Linked DNA regions of Homo sapiens: region 1 is linked to region 2. Evidence: chromatin contacts called from ENCODE Hi-C or POLR2A ChIA-PET data. All regions are on one chromosome and are shown on one strand. The core of a region is the stretch at or near the end of the contact, and the rest is flanking DNA. Distances in the headings are between cores, read along the strand shown.

Evidence for each region. Hi-C counts contacts between places; a loop is a spot of excess contacts on that map. ChIA-PET counts read pairs that join two places held with the same protein, here RNA polymerase II (POLR2A). Pooled maps may share reads with other maps.
Region 1: a loop to region 2 is called in a map of heart left ventricle, with 2.0 times the contacts of the local background. The contact joins two enhancer-like sites. A Hi-C loop is called at or near these places in 1 of 168 maps with a recorded cell type or tissue (heart left ventricle) and 1 of 50 pooled maps. POLR2A ChIA-PET finds 5 or more read pairs at or near these places in 5 of 52 experiments (HEK293, IMR-90, OCI-LY7 and 2 more).

The regions. Positions count from the first base shown.
Region 1 is chr6:21,841,764-21,849,311 of GRCh38, forward strand. All of the region lies in intron 4 of CASC15 (cancer susceptibility 15), which reads left to right. Among named protein-coding and RNA genes, the nearest start is that of CASC15, 180 kb to the left of the region's middle. RefSeq lists enhancers at 5,294-5,343, 5,374-5,503. Within about 2 kb of position 5,073, at least 4 of the 41 ENCODE cell types and tissues checked have a DNase peak (open chromatin) inside an H3K27ac peak, as active enhancers do.
Region 2 is chr6:21,803,951-21,810,833 of GRCh38, forward strand. All of the region lies in intron 4 of CASC15 (cancer susceptibility 15), which reads left to right. Among named protein-coding and RNA genes, the nearest start is that of CASC15, 140 kb to the left of the region's middle. Within about 2 kb of position 4,266, at least 17 of the 41 ENCODE cell types and tissues checked have a DNase peak (open chromatin) inside an H3K27ac peak, as active enhancers do.

The DNA of each region.
Region 1 (7,548 bases), core at 3,823-6,322, 39 kb after region 2:
CGCGAACTCTTAACCTCAAGTGATCAGCCCGCCTCAACCTTTCAAAGTGCTGAGATTACAAGCGTGAGCCACCACGCCTGGCCATACTTTCCTTTCCTAAATTTTCCTTCATGAATTTCAGAGGTATACAGGATTCTTCTGCATTCTTCACAAGAGATTACATGAAAAGAAAACATAACATTGGATTGATCTGAATGAAAAAACAAAAGCCTGAGATGAAAAAGAGTAAAAAAGACACTATGCAAGATAGCTTACATACCAACTCCTTGGTATTACAGGTTTAGCATCCCAAAGTGGAAAATCTAAAATGTAAAATGCTTCCAAAATCCAAAACTTTTTGAGCCCTGACGTGATGCTCAAAGGAAATGCTCATGGGAGCGTTGGTTTTTGTTTGTTTGTTTGTTTGTTTTTTTGAGATGGAATTTTACTCTTATCGCCCAGGCTGGGTTGCAATGGCATGATCTTGGCTCACTGCAACCTCTGTCTCCTGGGTTCAAGTGATTCTCCTGCCTCAGCCTCCTGAGTAGCTGAGATTACAGGTTCCCGCCACCACGCCTGGCTAAATTTTTTTGTTTTTTTAGTAGATATGGGGTTTTGCCATGTTGGCCAGGCTGGTCTCGACCTCCGGACCTCAGGTGATCCACCCGCCTCGGCCTCCCAAAGTGGTGGGAGGCCACTGCACCCTGCCTCGTGGGAGCATTTTGGATTTCAAATTTTCTGACTTGGGATCCTCATCTAGTAAATATATAATGCAAATATCCCCAAATCTGAAAAAATCCAAAATCTGAAACACTTCTAGTCCCAAGCATTTCAGATAAGGGATACTCAACCTGTGTTGAAGAAAAAGAGAATCCATAATAAAGATGGCAAAGGAAGCAGATCCTATGATACCTAAACAGAGACAATGAGAGATTTCTGTACTTTTTCTAAATAATAGAATCTTAGCCCTGATTCACGTCTACTGGGTCCAATCACTAGGCAGTTAGTCTCCAAATAGCCTTGTGATTTATGATATAGTCTAAGTGGAATCAAAATTGGAGCCTGGATTCTCCATGCCATTTCTGACTTTTCTGAGTGTGGGTGTGTTGTAAATATGTAGGTTGGATGGGAGTTGAAGATCCTAAGAAATGTAAACAACAGCCCTGTCTTTGAAGAACTGGAGGAAGGCTCAGGGTTATGAGGATGGAACATGGAGTAAGGGGTGTGATTATAATGAGTGAAAGACATCTCTTTGATGGATGGTATTCCACCCAGTGGGTCTCACACCTGGCCATACCTCATCACACCTTTGTTTGCACATACCTGACATCATTGGCAAATCTAGGTCTCTGGATGCTTCCCAACACTGGCACCCTGAGCTGAAGCTAATTCTGTCACCATGATTAGCTGTGTACAGATAACTTATCTATGACAATTAAAAAAAAATCCATGATTGGCTTTTTGCTGTTGCCAGCCAGCCACTGTCTGCAGTTGTTACTTGGCTTGTGTGGAGGGAATATAAAACTTAAAATTATTCTAAAGTAAACTTAATTAGGGAGGGAAATTTGTAGCCAACTTACCACCCTCATATAATGCAACCAAAACCAAATGTAAATGATTTTTGGATGATCCAAATTAGTTCTCCCTTCTGCCAGCTCACATGGAGCACCAAGATTAGAGAGTAATAAGAAGGCCTTCTAATAGGTAGGTTTTGGAACGGATTTCATTTGCATTAGGAAAGAGCATTGGGAAGAGTGCCCTTTAGAAACACTTGCCCACATATTTATTTTTGGATTTATGATACCAGCATACTGCATTTTAATTTGTTCCTTTTTGTTGAGTGCTCAGATTTTTATGTCTGGCTTTTTATTTTGTCTTGTGAATTTGTATAACTTTCAAAATGACAACACCCATTGCTTAGCATAAGGGACAAAAGAAACTCTTTTTTTTTTTCCTCCCCTCTTGTGCCTTTTTAAAATAAGCTATCTAACAAAGACACAATTTTTTCCCTCCCTCTCCTAAGCCCCAGATGACCTAAGGATTTAGAGGTCTGAGGTCAGATTTCTTTCTTCTTTGCTTCACAGACAACTGTCTCTTCTTTATATTGTGATCTTTCTGATTTGTATAGGGACTCGGCAGGTAGAAGAATGTGTGTGTGTGGGTTGTGTGTAAAATATGTACGCTTTCACATGCGGCGGGGGCATCTTTATGCTTTGGCTCAGATGGCGCATATGAAAGAAATTAGGTGATTCTAATTATATAGCCCCCAAATAGTGAGGATCCCAATTCTTCTCCTTCCCTCTTTGAATCTATTTAATAGTTTACCTTTGAACCAAGTTAATTAGGAAAAGGGACAGGCTACAGTCATTTCATTTGGCTGTTTTTGGCATCCAGGAAAGTGTGGGGTGGGGAGCTCATCAGAGGGAAACCAAGGGAAGCTCGTAGACATTGAACTTGCTCTGATCAGATTATTAATTTTCTTCTCCTTGTACGTTGTTAAATCTGTAGAAAAGGAACATCAGCTCAAGATCTGTCGCTCTGGCTCCGGGCCAGCATGCCAAATTCTGTCATCTTTGCAGCATGGCCAAGCATCTTTATTACATGTTATAATTCTGGTTTTTGAGCTTGATCCAGTGATCCTGCTACAGCATCAGATGGTTTGGGATGTGGAAAAAGAAGAGGGCTATATTCATCTGTAGATGAGGTTTGGGGAGAATTGTAAGAGCCAGAAAGGTGGAGTGGTTGTCTAGGGCAGGGACTTTTCATGGATGCTACAGACACCTCCTTTGTGCTGCCTCGAATTTGAAATGCATTATTAATTTCTGTTCAATACAGATCGTTGATGTCAAACCAAAAATAAATGTGGGCCCTACTCCTGCTCTGGCCATTACATCTCTCAGCAGCCCAGCAATTAGCACCAACCTTGAGAACAGAGTGCCATCATTGATGTGACAGTTTCGTCCCTATTGTCCTGTTCCTGGGTGCATGGGTGACCCTTGACCTCCATTGGTCTCGGAGTGGGAAACTGAACTTATGAACTGTTCGGGCTGCGCTGGCCTCAGATTAACCTGGGCAAGGTTAACTTTCTCACTCTCTTCTTCAAAAGTGCTTTAGAGGGTGAGGAAGTACTAGGAGTAAATAATAATTTTAAAAAATGGTTGGGAGGGGAAAAACAATTGCATCAATTTCCTGAGTACAGACACCCCTAACCTGCCTTTTGCAAATAATCTCCCTTTTGTCTGCTCTTAGGGGTTTTGCAGATGAAGCCTTGGCTTTGGCTTGTCAATGAGGACTTTTCAGAAGCTCCAGAATGCCTTTAGCGGCTTTGCAGGAAGCGGTGACACAAAGTTCCAGCCAGTCTCCCCCTCCTTCCACTTATTGTTTCAGAATTGTCAGAAAACAGGCTGGGATGAGGAGGAAGAGCTACTGTGAGGGCTTTTTTTTTGTTGTTAGTTTGGCTGCTGAATGAAAGCAAGCACTTTATTTAGAAGTGAGTAGGGAGGGAAATGCAGCTTAGGGTTGACACCCTTCTGGTGCTTATCCATAAATATGAAATGGTGTTAGAACACCAGACACCAGAGAGCTTTCTGATTGGCTGTTGGTGATGTCATCATGTCATTAATACTGTGCTCAGAAAATAAACTGATCCGCCTGTTTTCCTTCTTTCTCTCTTTCTTTCTTTCTTTCTTTCTAGCTGAAATGTATGAAATCCATTTTGTAATCTAAAATGAGGTGCTTCAGTCAGGACATTTCGAAAGAATTATTATGTTTCTCATGTGTTCAGAGTCATTTTGGTATTCACTTGAGCAAAGCAATAGTCACCCACAAGTATTCAGCCTATCTTGTCTTATTGCTTAAAAGTAAAGGCAGACGCTATTCAACACCTGGGTACCAACAGTTGACATTTACCCACATTAAGTGCTAAGGCTGTAGATGAGGATTTCTTCTTGTCGGCCTTTAAACATCCTAGTAAGCCCAGGGCCAACGCTGGCACAGGGGAAGGTGAGGGATGTGGGTGAGTAATAAGGAGTGCTTTCTTTTTTATTTTCTTATAAACTAATTTTGTTTCTCTACCTGTGATAACTCTGCAGTCCAATTTAAACCTGCCTGCTTTTCCACTTAATGCATGCTCATCTGATCTGTTAGCCTTATAATTGTGTTTCAGCAGGAGGAATACACTTGTGGCATGTCCAAGGTGTGTGTGTGTGTGTGTGTGAAAAATCCAATAGCATTCTTGATATGCAGGAGTGAAATTCTCGGGAGGAAAGCCACTGCCAAGCAACACTCTAACCTCTGCATTGATTTTGGATGCCTAGAGGTCTGGAAGATTTGACAGTTCTCCATTCCTACTGCTTCACTCTCATCCAAGAAGGAATACTGTTTCGATTAATCATTGGGAAGCATTTTGGATAGATATAGCTCTGTGTGTTTTCTTTAAATTAAATATAGAACTGTCCTTTTGAGGGAAAGCCGTGATTCTTTATTGTCAGAAAGTTTGGCTAGAATAACCTTCCCTTTTCTTGTAATATTTAACTTTGCTTGTGAGTAACTATAACAATTCACTTCCTTGCATGCCAGTGTCCTCTTGGGTAGAATCTCCTAATAACATGTACAAATGTTATGTAAATCCCCCCTCCCCCACAAGATGTTTATTGAGTGAAAATGCCTCTAAGATTTTATTCCATTACTGTCAAAATGTCCAAGGTTATTTTACGCATGCTGTGGACATATTATTTGGATTAGCAAAATGTCTAGCAAGCAGGTATAACTGATTCTGGCATGCAACTGTAATCTCTTGTTACAGGGAGACAGTGCATTCCTTTTCAAGGTTACCCTCATTTTTTTGCAAGGTTATAAACCATAGATTTAGGAATCACTGGGGTCAAAGGGAAAAGGGAAAGACAATGAGCCCCATTCATCCTTATGAGCCCTAATGAGTATAGAGATAGTATATTTTCCAGGTTAGAGCCCCATCTCTGACAGGCTTTAATTATCTATGAGCTGAAACAAGAAGCAATATAAACATACAAAAGCATTTCAGGAACAGGTTTTTGAAGGAGATGAATCACCCAAGTTGGTGTCCCACTCAGCCCTTTTGCAAGGGGCCAGCTCCCTCCATTCTGCCTGCCACTTGATCACGTGACAGCTGTTTGCAGACTAAAGGAAAGAAACAATCATTCACTAGCAGGAAACCCAATCCCGGGCAGGTGCAGTTTGAGTAACGACTCTAGGCCTGAAGGTCAGAATGGCTGCAAAGACCTAAGCTTTTGCAGATGGTCTGAGTGGGAGGAGCCAGGTTCAATAACCCTTCTGTAGCCCCCAGGTTGGTCCTTCCTCGGGGAGGGTGCTACCACTTCTCCAGATACTGCTGAACTTTTGAACCCAAGTACAGTACGCTATTTAGGATGTTTGTCATTTATAGCTTTTAGATAAAGCAGTAGCGGATTTTAAGGAAACAGTAGACAGATCCATTTTCCTTTTCCTCCAGTGATGTTAGTGATCTAATTAGAAGTCAGTGTTTTAGCAGCTTCCTCTCTATGTGCTTTGGGTTCTTTTTTTCTAAGAGACGCCTATGGACATGAACAAAAGCCGGATGTTGCACTAGGGCTTCTGAACAAGTGCTCTGCATTAGATACGTCTGGAGTTTACACACCACGCTTTCCTCTGTGCAGACCAAATGAGAGCCTGCCGGGTGTTACGACTCCCTGTGTCCATTGTCAAAGCTGTATTTTCACTGCCTTGAAAAGTGCCCTTCTGCCACTTCATTTTATATCCATTACCAGTGGCCACTTTTTCTATTTATATTGCTTGGAACTAATTGAGATTCCAGGTGCACAAGTGTGTCACACGCAAGGGCTTGGGTACTTGGGCAAGTGTAACAATAGTTCAGGAAGAGATGATCAGCAGCCACCCTTTCTGGGTTGAGGAAACCTCCAAAAAAACCGAATAGAAAGTATCAAATACATAAATTTGAAGGGAGAATATATGAGCCTGGCATCTTCTCAGCTGCAACCTGATTTATTGAAAAAAATGGTGATTGGGGGAAAGTATAGAATATTTGCTTGAAGGAATCCACTTCTCTGAATAGCTCCCTCGTTTCTGTGGCTTGGAGACTGAGACTTAGAATTCCACAATTATACTGTATAGATGAGCCTTGTTCTATATTTGGGATGTAATCTCCACACTCAGGAGCTACATATGGCCGTGAGCACCCACTTAAGAGCTAAAAATGTAAGTTACCGCCTACTTTGTCCTGAATTGGAATCATACATAATTGCTCTATGCTTTAAAAAATCTTCCTTTGAGGAAAGAGTTCAAGATCAAATTGTTAGTGGGTAATCTTATATGAAGCCAAGTATCACTAGCTGTTGAAAGAAGCTACATAAATACTTGTTGTTGAACAAATAAAATAAATGAAGGAAGAATTCACATCTCTCATTACTTAATCAGAAAGTAACATGGTGAGTCAGGAAGCTGTAGGCTTATCCTAGAAGTAAATACCCATCATGAAATGGGCAGAGATCTGGAAGCAGGAACCGATGGGGTGGACTCCTAGAACTAATGAAAATGGAAAGTATGCAAAGTCCAGTGGTTTCTAAATTTGGCTGATCATCAGAGTCAGCTTATGAGCTCTTAAAAACAAAAATAGGCTGGGTGCAGTGGCTCATGCTTGTAATCCCAGCATTCTGGGAGGCTGAGGTGGGCGGATTGCTTGAGCTGAGAAGTTCAAGACCAGGCTGGGCAACATGGCAAAACCCTGTCCCAACAGGAAATACAAAAATTAGTTAGTCATGGTGGTGTGCACCTGTAGTCCCAGCTACTTGGGAGGCTGAGGTGGGAGGATTGCTTGAGCTCAGGGACGTAGAGGCTGCGGTGAGCTTTGATTGAGCCACTGCACTCCAGCCTGGGTGACACAGCGAGACCCTGTCTCAAAAAAAAAAAAAAAAAAAAAAAAAAAAAGCTGGTGCAGTGGCTTATGCTTGTAATCCCAGCACTTCTGGAGGTCAAGATAGGAGGATGCTTGAGGCCAGGCGTTCAAGACCAGCCTGGGCAACATAGCATGACCCCCTCTCTGCAAAAAAATTAAAAAACAAGTTAGCTAAATGTGGTGATGTGCACCTGTAATCCTAGCTATTCGGGAGGCTGAGGTGGGAGGATCACTTGAGCCCAGAAGTTTGAGGCTGCAGTGAACGAGACTTTGACTCTAAAAAGCAAATAAACAACCGAAAAACCCCAAAAGACAAAAATAAAAACAAACACAACATCAATTTCCTGGCCTAGACTCCGAAATCTCTTAATGCCCAGCCTTTGTCCACAGATCAGAAATGCCGGGGATGAGAAGGGGATGTGGAGGTCGAGGGCATGAACCAAGGAGGTGGCCAGGCTTTGCCAGCACAGAGCAAAGGAAAGATACCATTTTGGGGGTTTGTTTTTAAATGGATTCCGCAAACATTTTTTTGAGCACAACACATTGTATCACATTTTGTGATGGAAGTATACAAAACAAAACTCACTTCTGCTGACAGGCCCACAGACAGATTTATCTTGAGCAGAATGACAGCTCCACTT
Region 2 (6,883 bases), core at 3,016-5,515:
CTAATTTTTTTTTTGTATTTTTAGTAGAGATGAGGTTTCACTATATTGGCCAGGCTGGTCTTGAACTCCTGACCTCAGGTGATCTGCTCACCTCGGCCTCCTAAAGTGCTGGGATTACAGGCGTGAGCCACCGCGCCCGGCCTTGGTAGCCATTCTTGTAGAGCACTACACATCTGTCTCTGACTGAACAGGCCCAGAGATGTGGACAAGTTGGTCTCATAGAAACTTATTTTCAAGTTCGTCATGTGAGAAGCCCAAGGGAGTGGAGGACAGCCGTATATCTGGAAAGTGAAAACACGTAGCTGTACTTTTTGGGCAAACATAAAACTACATTTGAATATAGTAAATTCTTAGATAACTGTGAGCCATGGCCAACCAAAAGCATGGCACATACAAGGAACATGTGCCGGGTGGACCTTGAATGATCACATTTAACTTTGTGTCTGTAGAACTTGTGTTTCATTTTATTTTTCCCTTCCAAAGTTGTTTTTTGTTTGTTTGTTTGTTTTGTTTTTTTTGAGACAGAGTTTTGCTCTTGTCATCCAGGCTGGAGTGCAGTGGTACAACCTCAGCTCACTGCAGCCTCCACTTGCCAGGTTCAAGTGATTCTCCTGCCTCAGCGTCCCAAGTAGCTGGGATTACAGATACGTGCCACCACGCCTGGCTAATATGTTTGTATTTTTAGTAAAGATGGAGTTTCACTGTGTTGGCCAGCCTGGTCTCGAACTCCTAACCTCAGTTGATCCCCCCTGCCTCAGCCTCCCAAAGTGCTGGGATTACAGGCGTGAGCCACTGTGCCCAGCCCCTCTCAAAGTATTTTGAGTGGAACATTGTTCATAGAAGAAGTTACATCTTTTCTGGGGTTAGGATGTACATTTCATTAGGTCCTTCCAGATACTTAAAAGGTTCTCCGCATGCTGGTAGAATATGTGGTAATTCTCAGTTGATGAATTATATGATTGTGGCAGTTTGAATACGTAGATATTATAGATGTTGTAAATGGTTTTGTCAGGCAGAGTGAGCTACTATTTTAAACTAGCAAGAATATTCACTTTAACAGGCAGTTTCTTATTGGTGGCTAAGGCTGTTACAGCTATGTCAGTACTTTTTAGAAAAGATAAGCTGAAAGTATTACTCATTTATATTTATAAATCTAATCCTATGCATAACCAATGTTGAGCATTCCAAGCATTAATCCCGTGGTACTTGGCGTATAAAGGCCATGTGGAGCTAGACCTGGAAACACACCGTATACTCATCTCTTTTTGAATCTATGGGTATTTTTCCCCCTTTGGGAGTTCATTTTTCCTGGTTGTTCTGGGGGCTCACTGAGATGTAAGAGTTTCAGATTCTGGTTTCTTTGCGGAAAGACAGCAGAGTTCAAATTAGGCTCATAGACATTCTTGCCTAGTTGCCAATAATTCCTTACACAGTGACGATGGAGGTAAAAGAACACTGAGCAAGCCAAGAGCAGGGAGGGGAAGAGAGGAATCTCAAAGAATTCAGATGGGCCTACAAGGCAATTAATGTCAATACATTTCCTGTTTCCCACAACTTGGTTAGAGGTGGAGCTTGCAGTGACCTGAGATCGCGCTACTGTCCTCTAGCCCGGGAGACAGAGTGAGACTCTGTCCCCCAACAAAAAAAGTACAATTTTTGGCCAGGCGCGGTGGCTCACGCCTACAATCCCAGCACTTTGGGAGGCCGAGACGGGCAGATCACCCGAGGTCGGGAGTTCGAGACCAGCCTGACCAACATGGAGAAACCCTGTCTCTACTAAAAATACAAAATTAGCCTGGCGTAGTGGCACATACCTGTAATCCCAGCTACTCGGGAGGCTGAGGCAGGAGAATTGCTATAACCCGGGAGGCGGAGGTTGCAGTGAGCCGAGATCGTGCCATTGCACTCCAGCCTGGGCAATAAGAGTGAAACTCAGTCTGAAAAAAATTAAAATAAAAAGTACAATTTTTATACTAACGATGGCTATGTTATATATATATATATATATTTATATAATTTTTTTAGACGGAGTTTCGCTCTTGTTGCCCAGGCTGGAGTGTAATGGCACGTTCTCAGCTCACTGAAACCTCTGCCTCCCGGGTTCAAGCGATTCTCCTGCCTCAGCCTCCCGAGTAGCTGGGATTACAGGCATACGCCACCACGCCCGGCTAATTTTGTATTTTTTAGTAGAGACGGGGTTTCTACATGTTGGTCAGGCTGGTCGCGAACTCTCAACCTTGGGTGATCCGCCCGCCTTGGCCTCCCAGAGTGCTGGGATTACAGGCGTGAGCCACTGTGCCCGGCCTTTTTAAAAAAACTTTTTTTTAGATGGAGTTTCACTCTTGTTGCTCAGGAGTTGCACCTGGAGTGCAGTGGTGCAATCTCGGCTCACTGCAACCTCTGTCTCCTGGGTTCAAGTGATTCTCCTGTTTCAGCCTCCTGAGTAGCTGGGATGATAGGAGCATGCCACCACGTCCAGCTAATTCTTGTATTTTTAGTAGAGATGGGGTTTCATCATATTGGACAGGCTGATCTTGAACTCCTGACCTCAGATGATCCACCTGCCTCAGCCTCCCAAAGTGGTGGGATTACAGGCGTGAGCCACCACGCCTGGCCAGTTATATCTTTTTACCTGACGAAAACTGTAAACAACTTTTGGCATTCTACGCCTTTCAAAACAATTCAACTTTTTTTTTTTTTTTTAAATTTAAATCATGGAATTCAGATGAGCCTTCAAGGCAATTAATGTGAGTTAGGTCATATTGAACCTGTGTTTAGAGATACGTAAGGACTTTGATTAGTGCCCATCTTGTGCCAGCTTGTATTTCCCGTTTAGAGTTGGCAAAGGACAACATGTTGTAGCATTGGTCTTAGATGAATTATTGGTCTTAGGTTTTATTACCTAAAACCTGGATTTATTTATTTTTAACAATTAACCGAACTGTGACATCAATATCAGTTCCCATTCTTTGGTCACAGTTTAGTCATTTGAGAAAGGGTTGAGAGGCTTTTTAGGAGAAAAATTCATGCACATGCAGAGTCTACTCTAACACAGAACCACCTCACATTGAGTTTTGAAGCTAAATGATCTTTCCACGGTAATTATAATTAAGACCAGTATATTACAAAGAATCAGTTTACCAAAAAGAACTTTAAAAACCCTGAAGAACTAGGCCACATGCCTAGTTCACACCTGTAATCCCAGCACTTTGGGAGGCCAAGGCAGGCGGATCACCTGAGGTCAGGAGTTCGAGACCAGACTGACCAACATGGTGAAACCCCATCTCTACTAAAAATACAAAATTATCTGGGCATGGTGGTGCATGCCTGTAATCCCAGCTATTTGGGAGGCTGAGGCTGGAGAATAGCTTGAATCTGGGATTCTGGGAGGTGGAGGTTGCAATAAGCCAAGATCATGCCATTGCACACCAGCCTGGGCAACAAGAGTGAAACTGTCTAAAAAAAAAAAGGCCAGCTGGGGACTGAGGAGCAATTTGGGGTTATGTTGATCTTCTTGGGCTGGCAGAGTCTCTGGGCAACAGAGTTCATGCAGCTGGATTAAGGTTGCACCCTGTAGTTTCTCTTTCCACTTGGACAGAAATGGAGGTGTTGGGCCTATAATCTGGTCCTTGCCCAAAGCCAAGTTAGTGTTATGCAGTATTTCTGTTTTGAACACATTTGTCCTTATTTTCCCTTTTCTCTTCTTGCCCACTAGTAGGGAAAAAAATAATCCGAGTTATTTGCTTGGGTGGAGCCACTCTTTGATTGCAATGCCCCAGGGTTTTCTAGGTTAACAAATTGGAGCTTTCCAGCCGGCTGAGTAGGGGTGGGCTACAGCTCTTCTACCCTGCCTTCTCATATTCCTTTCCTTCCTTCCCACTCCAGAAGAGAAAGCAGAGGCCTGGTTGCTGAGTGTGGAGGACATGCTGTTTTGGGGAGCCTAGGGACTGTTGACCACAGCTGTGTCTTTTTGTGGAGAGGAGTTTCAGCATATTCTTGGAAGGTGTGGGATGCAAAATATACACCTTTTAGTTGAGTACTTTTGTAATGCAGCCCTGTGTGCCTTAGAGCTCAGAAACACTGGGGAAGGAGGGTGGGGTAGTTGGACGTGAGGGTGAGGATGGGTGGGGAGGAGGCGTAAATCTCCTGGGCTCCATCAGGGCAGGAATCAACATCCCAGGAAGCAGAGACAAACCCTTTGGCTTCTGTCCTTGTGCTCCATGGGTGAATCAGAAAGGACCGTGGTCAGTTATGTGGGAGTGCAGAAAGCCAGCCAGCCAGCACGATTCGCCTTGGAGGAATGACTTCTCATGCTGCCACCTCCTGCTTCTCTGCTGGGGGTGTGGAAGAAACAGTATGGGATGTGGGCGGTTTTCTGCTGCAGTTTATTGAACAAACAGCTGCCCTCCTCCATTTCTCTCCCTCCCTTACCCCCATCCCGCCACATCCTTCTTCCTGGGGCAGGGTATAACCATGCTGTAAACTTTGGTAGTGGGAGAATCTTGCCAATACTTTCTGAAACAGCAACTTTTTTTTTTTTTTTTGGCTTGGAACTGTTAGTTCAAAGCTGGAAACAGAGTAAATAAAATTTGATCTAGTCATTCTAGAAATGATTTGTATCAGTCCAGAAAATGGCCAGAGTCCAGTAGTTTGAATCTAAAAGAGCTGAACTAAGATAAGGTAAGGAGCCAGTTTTTTAACCTGGCAACCACATGCCCCAACTTGAAAGCCTGTTTGCTGCTCTTCTTTTGTTATCATAACCTCTTGAACAGAATACGCCATTTGAAACAACAGTAAACGCTTCTCAGTGGATAAGTTTATGACCTAGTTTTTGACCAAGAGCACTTACGGGATTGAACGGCGCGGGGAAGAGCAAAGGACCTTGGACACCATTCGCCAGGAAGTTCTGTGCAAACCGGGAGCTCGGGGCTCATTAGAAGCCGGAGACATTAAGCAGCAGCTGTTTTATGGTGTGAACTTTTGCACAGAGGATTTCAAGAGGCTCATTCTCCTCGGAAGTCTGTTTGCAAAGTGGTTCTTTCTTGGCTGTTGCTTCATCCTTCTTCAGAGGCCTATTTTCACTCCGAGTGTGAGCATTTCATGCCAAACCCAGCCATGACCTTGTGGCTGCTGAGCTGCCCGCATGGCCTGACCCCACAGGTCTTGGGATGGTGTGCGCAGCAGAGCTAAACCAGGAGGGGTGTCTATCTCAGCTCTGCTGGCTCTGGGGCTGGTCGCACCCTGCAGACTTGGAGTTGAGGACCAGAAACGCAGGGGGATGTTACAAAAGGAGCGTGATCCTGCAGCCCCTTTCCTCTCTCATAAACTGGATGCTTGGCCCTCCATCCTCTCTCCAGCTTTTTTCGTGAACTCTTGCACCCACTCTCAGCCTTCCCCTCTGCACTCTATTAAATCTGAACTTGAGTTCTTGTTCCGCTTAACATGGGAAGATATGCTTTTCAAGGAGAAGTATGAGAAATGAATTAAAATATATCTACAGTTTACTAATGGTGGTATAGGCCTTAGAATATGGTTAACGAAATTTCTTCCTCCTTTCTTTTCTCTTCCTTCTCTCCTTCCTTCCTTTGAAATTGTTTTTCTTTTTATCCTCCCACTTGTATTTGCTTTTACAGTGAAACTACTCAACAAAGCATACTTAGATGTGTTTTAGAAAGAAAAATCATTCTCTCTAAAGAGCACTATTAAAGGCATGATGCAGTCTGGGATCCATGAGAATATAAAACACAGAATTTAAAGGGTCAAAGTTAACGTTAATTATCTATTAACATGATTAATATTAGTAATAAAACTTACTGAAATGATTGGGTCCCATTTTTATATTTCACATTTCTTTTTTAGTAATGTACATCTTGTATATCACAAAAGATTTACCTATTTCTGTTCTTTTATCATTGACACATGAAATCTATATACAAAAAGATTTTTAAATGGGGGGAGGCAACATTCCTATCATCTAATGGAGAAATAATTATATACATGAAAGTGCATGAGAAAATAATATTCAACATTACAACTGTTTAGGCAGTGTTTTACATTTAAATTTAAATTTAATTTACATTTGAAAATGTAAAAGGAAAATACAAGACTGCATGTGCAATATTATCTATGCAAAAGTACACTGTCGAGTGTTTAGAAGGAACCATGCCAGAGAGTTTATAGTAGTTGAATATGGATTATGAACAGTTACTTTTATTTTTAATTTTTTGGGGGACAGAATCTTGCTCTGTCACCCAGGCTGGAGTGCAGTGGTGCGATCTCAGCTCACTGCAGCCTCTGCCTCCTGGGTTCAAGTGATTCTCCTGCCTCAGCCTCCTGAGTAGCTGGGATTACAGGTGCCCACCACCACACCCGGCTAATTTTTGTATTTTTAGTACAGACAGGATTTCACCATATTGGCCAGGCTGGTCTCAAACTCCTGACCTCAAGTGATCCACCCGCCTTGGCCTCCCGAAGTGCTGGGACTACAGGCGTGAGCTGCCACGCCAGATTATGAGCATTTAAAATTGTTTTCTTTTTACATTCTCTTTCCTCAGTTTTCCACAATGAGCAAGCAAATCTTTTATAATTAGAACATCTAACCTTTATTAAAATACTTTAATAAGGATATCTTCCTCTCTGTTCTACCTATTTTTGTGACGTGGTTCATATTAATATAGGAATTACAAAACTTCAAAAAGTTATTCTTGTTTTAGGTCTGTTCATATTTGGAAGGCTTTCAATTTTATGTATACCTCACCCCACTTGGGGCCAGCCTGGGAGCTGTGGGTTTCCTCCCAGAGAGCTCTACTTAGAGAACAGGGCATTTCTTGCCTACTGTGGTAGTCTCCTTCATCTTCTCCTTTTTAAATAATTATTTTGCTGG